Linked DNA regions of Homo sapiens: region 2 is linked to region 1. The links are chromatin contacts, found by Hi-C or POLR2A ChIA-PET in ENCODE. All regions are on one chromosome and are shown on one strand. The core of a region is the stretch at or near the end of the contact, and the rest is flanking DNA. Distances in the headings are between cores, read along the strand shown.

Region 1 (2,905 bases), core at 245-2,744:
TTATATTGATAGCAGACCAAGCAGACAAAGAAGAATAAAGGAATAAAGAGGGCCACTTCTTAATGCTATAGAGGTTAGTAGAGGTTAATGCAAGAGAACGTAACAATCCTAAATGTTTACATACCTAATTTCAAAATACACGACACAAACTGATAGAATTGAAAGGAGAAGCAAATTCGCAATTATAGTTGGAGATTTCAACATCCTTATCTCAGTAATTGATCTCTTTGGCTGCTCTGAGACTAGCTGGGAATGAACCAAGAGTGAATGAGTGCACAGATGTGGGCAGAGTTTTCAAAAAGGTATCATATATGGGCCAGGCACGGTGGCTCACGCCTGTAATCCCAGCACTTTGGGAGGCTGAGGCGGGTGGGTCACATGAGGTCAGGAGTTTGAGACCAGCCTGGCCAACATGGTGAAACCCCGCCTCTACTAAAAAAATACAAAAATTAGCCAGGCATGGTGGCGGACGCCTGTAATCTCAGCTACTCAGGAGGCTGAGGCAGGAGAATCGCCTGAACCTGGGAGGCGGAGGTTGCAGTGAGCCAAGATTATGCCACTGCACTCCAGCCTGGGCGACAAGAGCGAGACTACGTCTCAAAAAAAAAAAAAAAAAAAAAAAAGTATCATATATGATCCTGATTCCTATACCCAATGGCCCGTGAACAGTATTATTAATAATTTTGGTCCTTGGGCCGGGCGCGGTGGCTCATGCCTGTAATCCCAGCAATTTGGGAGGCCGAGTCGGGCGGATCACCCGAGGTCGGGAGTTCGAGACCAGCCTGACCAACATGGAGAAACCCCGTCTCTACTAAAAATACAAACTTAGCCGGGCGTGGTGGCACATGCCTGTAATCCCAGCTACTCGGGAGGCTGAGGCAGGAGAATCGCTTGAACCCGGGAGGCGGAGGTTGAGGTAACCGAGTTCGCGCCTTTGCACTCTAGCCTGGGCAACAAGAGCGAAACTCCGTCTCAAAAAAAAAATTTTTTTTTTAATAATAATTTTGGTCCTATGTAAGGTATTATTAATACACAGATTTTCATTTTTCGCCTAATTATCCTGAACCAGTTAAAGTGAACACTTGGAAGGGGGTAGGGGGAATATCGATAGCCATGGCAGTGGTTTTCAAACTTTATCAGAATTACCCGCTGGTTAAAATTCAGATAACTCGCTTCACTCCAAAGTTTCTGATTCTGCAGGTTTGGGGTAGGGCCCGAGAATTTGTCATTTTAACAGTATCTCCGGTGTTGCTGATGCCGCTGGTCCCAGAACCACACACTGCGAACAACTGGCCTAGAACGTTGTCATTCCTTTCTCCTACAGATTTTGAGGCAGCCGGTGGGCTCCGAAACAAAACAGAGGTCACTGGATCCGATTCCCAGTACCATAGAAGTGACTCAAACCAGCGATTCAACCGACAAGCAGGATCCGGGCCACCCAAAGCCGCGCGAGAGTTTACGTGACGACATCGGCGTCAGCGTCACGGAGGCGTCGGCCACGTTCAGCGGACACGGGAGCAAGATGGCGATTCCGGGCAGGCAGTGAGTGATCCGGGAGTTAGGGTCAGGCTGGGGGATGAGAAACTACGGCGACTGTATCTTTGGCCGAGGAGTTTTAAATGCGCTGGAAGTGAAGGGACTGTGTCGTCAAGGGTAGAGACGGGAAAAAACGAGAAGTCCTGAGGAACATAGATTCCCCTCCCCCGTACATTTTCCCGGATGGAAGCCCGAAGTTTGAGGGAGAAACTTGTGAGGAAATAAAGGAAGTTAGGCTGAGGGGCAGAGAGCGAGACTTTTCTATTTTCCAAAAGCTCGGTCTGAGGCCCCTCAGTCTTGCTTCCTAACCCGCGCTTGAGTTTCTCCCCGCTTGGATGCTCTCAGGGGCAGTGTGAAGAGAGACAGTTCCTGGCTTCCTTAGAGGGCCTTGTTCTCCTTGGCAGAAGCTCAAGTCCTGATTCCCGCCCTTCCTTCTCGTTTTAGGAATATTGTTCTGAGAAGCCACAGAAAAAGGGTAGGCATATAGGAAATTGGGGTATACGTTGCCGCAAAAGAGACAAATACTGTACGTACTTGAAAGTTTTACCTTTGATGTGTAATCCTTACTTTTGATGCGGCCTCCCGTGATCTCCGCATCTTAAAGGCCAAAACGTGAGAAACTAAAGGAGTTGGATCTGATGGGATGGTTCTCTCAGATGCTCCGAGGCAAAGCACATGATCTTAATAAAGTGTAATGCGAACTTGCCCCATGGCTACTTGGGTTTCTCAGTTATCTTTTAAAAATTTTCGTGAGTTACACTATCCAGTCAGTTCTTAGAAACTGTGTAAGTACACAGTAGGAAAAAAAATCTAGCCATTTTCTTGACTGTTTAGACCACAAGGATAGTTGAAAGCATTTTAAAATCTTTAGTGGACATGAACTAAACTTTCCACTACACATGTTTTTTTTTTTTTTTTTTAAATGTTACTGTCACTTCGCCATCTTAAAACATTTCTGAACTTTTCATTTACTTCTCTTCTTTGATAAAAATGGTATTCGAGTTTGGCCCGTGTCCACAAATGATCACTTAGAGTAGTAATTATAGAATCTTACGGCATGTTAGAATTTTGAGATCACTGAGAAGCAAAAACAGTCTGTTACGTGTTCATAAAGCTTATGACATGTTTTGATTTGGTAGCTTCATGTGGAAGAGGTAGTAGATGTATTTGTTAACATTTAAACATAAAGGTTTAATTTCTATTTCAAAAAAAATATATGCAGGTATGGGCTTATTTTGCCAAAGAAAACACAGCAGTTGCACCCTGTTTTGCAAAAACCATCAGTGTTTGGGAATGATTCTGATGATGATGATGAGGTAAGGAAACCTATGTTTTACTCGTGCATGGTTGGAAATGTAAATTTTTTAAA
Region 2 (2,905 bases), core at 224-2,723, 610 kb after region 1:
TACTTGAGAGGCAGAGCCCACAGGACTTGCTGATGGCTTCTGTGAGGGGGATGACAGGGAAGGTGAGGAATCAAGGCAGAGTCTCAGCTTTGGGATCTGAGATTCATTCAACAAATAATTCAGTGCCGCGTGCCAGGCCTATTCTAAAAGTTGAGGATATGAAGACAACAATGGTGATGGCCTCAAGCAGTAATCCCAGCACTTTGGGATGTTGAGGCAGGAGGATCTCTTGAGGCCAGAAGTTCATGTTCAGCCTGGGCAACATAGCAAGACCTCATCTTTGCAAAATAAAATAAATTAGCTGGACGTGATGGCGCATACCTGTGGTCTCAGCTACTAGGGAGGCCGAGGCGGGAGGATCGCTTGAGCCTGGGAGGTGGAGGCTGCAGTGAGCCATGATTTCACCACTGCACTCCAGCCTGAGTGACAGAGCAAGACCCTATCTCTAAAAAAAAAAAGTAAAATTTGGGGATGCGGCCACCATGAGCAAAACAGTTCAATGATCCCTGCCCCATGAAGAGGACATTCTATACACCAGGTGAATAGTTCCATCTGAGCAATGGCCTGAAGGAGCCGGCCATGTGGACAGTGGGTTGGCAGAAGCTACAGGTGGAGGAAGCGACAGGTGCAAAGGCCCTGGGGCAAGGCCTGCTGTGGTCCAGGAATAGCAGGAGTGGCTGGAGCAGACATGGGGTCAGGGAGCTAACTGGGCCAATTACAAGGGTTTTGGTTTTCAGCAGGGAAATGGTAATGGGGGCTCTGATGAGAAATTCCAGGCTGGACATAAGAGATTTGAAAGTGCTGGCTCAATGATGGTACTGAGAGCCCAGGACAGCCTGAGATGGGACAGGCTGGGATGACAGCTGGATGTGACAGAGCAGGGGTTCCCATGCTGGAGGGCCCGCCTCAGAGAATGTGTGTTTCTGGCCAGCACAGTGGCTCACGCCTGTAATCCCAGCACTTTGGGAAGCCGAGGCAGGCGGATCACGAGGTCAGGAGATCGAGACCAGCCTGGCCAACATGGTGAAACCCTGTCTCTAATAAAAACACAAAAAAATTAGCCAGGCGTGGTGGCGAGCGCCTGTAATCCCAGCTACTCTGGAGGCTGAGGCAGGAGAATCGCTTGAACCCGGGAGGCGCAGGTTGTAGGGAGACGAAATCGCGCCACTGGCACTCCAGCCTGGGCGACAGAGGGAGGCTCCGTCTCAAAAAAAAAAAAAAAAAAAAAAAAAAGCAAGGCTCGCAAAACACCGGATTCCTTCTCAGCTTTCTGAGCTGAAAAGGTATAGATCCTCAAGAAGAGAAGAGTGTATGTAAGTACTTCTCAACCAGTTTACCTCTCTGACCGCTCTTACGGTGTTTGGGGGCAAAAAACTAAGGATCTAGACTCTCTAAACCGCTCGCTGGGTCCTTCTCTCCCCACAATGCACCGGGGCCAGCAGGAAGGCCGCTCCGACCCCTAATTTTCCCGCGAATTCAGTTCAAAGAGGCGGCCGGGCCCGCGATCGGCAGCGCGCACCGGCCAACCAAGCCGCGCCTCCGCGAGAAGCGCCTCCGCGTGACTGACGGGGGAATCCGCGGGCCAACGGGCTGGGCGGCCCGGCGGTGCGCGCTCCCGCCGGCCAATCAGAGCGCCGGGCGGGGGAAGTGGGCGGAGCGAGGCCTGGGTAGGGTGAGCGGCCTCCGAAGCGGAGCGGGGCTCTGAGGAGACACTTTTTCTTCCTCCCTCCTTCCCTCCTCTCCTCCTGCCTTCCCTTCCCCTTTCCTCCCCTCTCTCCTCCTTCTCCCCTCGGTCAGCCGGAGCCTGCTGGGGCGAGCGGTTGGTATTGCAGGCGCTTACTCTCCGGGGCCGCCCGGCGAGTAGCTGGCCGGGGAAGGAGGCAGGAACCGCGATGGCGCCTCAGAAGCACGGCGGTGGGGGAGGGGGCGGCTCGGGGCCCAGCGCGGGGTCCGGGGGAGGCGGCTTCGGGGGTTCGGCGGCGACGGCTTCGAGCGGCAAATCCGGCGGCGGGGGCTGTGGAGGCGGTGGCAGTTACTCGGCCTCCTCCTCCTCCGCGGCGTTACCGGTGAAGAAGTCGAAAATGGAGCACGTCCAGGCTGACCACGAGCTTTTCCTCCAGGCCTTTGAGAGTGAGTGCGTGCGAGGCTTTGAGGGCAGGAAGACCCACTCTGCCAACACCGGGGATGGGACACTCTGCTGGGCCCCCTTCCTCCTCGGGAGTCCACTTGTGTGGTAGTGGAGGGAGGAATTGAGGGGATGTCCCCCTTTCGGAGATTACGTCTCCAGGGGATCCGGAGTCCAGGGCCTTGGGAGAGCTGGAAAAGAGGGTCCGGGCGGGTTCTTGACTCCCCCAAGATTGACGCAAGAGGCTCGGGACTGGGGCCCCACGTTCAGAGCAGGCGGCTTTTAGATGAGGAGGTAGCAGTTGAACTGAGCCGCAGTCACATCCCGAGACTGGTTCTTGTTTTCTTTCATGCCTTTCGGACTCTAGAAATACAGGGGTTTCGGTTGTAGCTTTTGAGGGGCAAAATGAAGCCTGTGAAGGGATGAGTGCAGTGGAACCGAAGAAAGTGTCCTTAGTCTGAAATGCCTTCGCGCTAACTTGGTGCTGCAGGTTCCTATGGCACCTTTGGATGCTTAAAACCCTTCAAATCTATCCACCCATTTTGTGGATATGTAAACTGAGCCAGAGAGTGGTCAAGCATCTTCTCTGGAGACGACCCCAGAATTCTGCTTTTTCTACTCGGCTTACAGGACATTTTCTTGGGTCAATTTCTGTTTCTAAGGTCTGTCTGGTAGGTGAAACTGACTTATTTGGAAAGGAGAGCAAGGTGTCTGGAAATAAACAATAGAATTTATTAAAAACATCGTGACTATGAATAATCCTGATTGTTCTTTAAGGAA

The links. A loop is a pair of places that touch in the nucleus more often than their neighbours do. ChIA-PET counts read pairs that join two places held with the same protein, here RNA polymerase II (POLR2A). Pooled maps may share reads with other maps.
Region 2: a pooled map shows a loop between it and region 1 (5-fold over the local background). The contact joins the enhancer-like site here to the promoter of NSRP1 in region 1. A Hi-C loop is called at or near these places in 1 of 168 maps with a recorded cell type or tissue (MCF 10A), 2 of 37 single-sample maps with no recorded cell type and 7 of 50 pooled maps. POLR2A ChIA-PET finds 5 or more read pairs at or near these places in 1 of 52 experiments (activated naive CD4-positive, alpha-beta T cell).

Annotation. Positions count from the first base shown.
Region 1 is chr17:30,115,322-30,118,226 of GRCh38, forward strand. It overlaps NSRP1 (nuclear speckle splicing regulatory protein 1), which reads left to right and starts at 1,495. Exons shown (of 7, transcript NM_032141.4): 1 at 1,495-1,542; 2 at 2,759-2,852. The coding sequence starts at 1,523. It overlaps MIR423 (microRNA 423), which reads left to right and starts at 1,758; the gene lies at 1,758-1,851. MIR3184 (microRNA 3184) reads right to left here and starts at 1,839; the gene lies at 1,765-1,839. RefSeq lists enhancers at 1,006-2,205, 1,238-1,357, 1,378-1,477, 1,508-1,607 and silencers at 1,320-1,921, 1,858-1,927.
Region 2 is chr17:30,729,994-30,732,898 of GRCh38, forward strand. It overlaps the pseudogene SUZ12P1. Among named protein-coding and RNA genes, the nearest start is that of CRLF3, 93 kb to the right of the region's middle. RefSeq lists an enhancer at 1,606-2,226 and a silencer at 1,924-1,993. Within about 2 kb of position 1,474, at least 28 of the 41 ENCODE cell types and tissues checked have a DNase peak (open chromatin) inside an H3K27ac peak, as active enhancers do.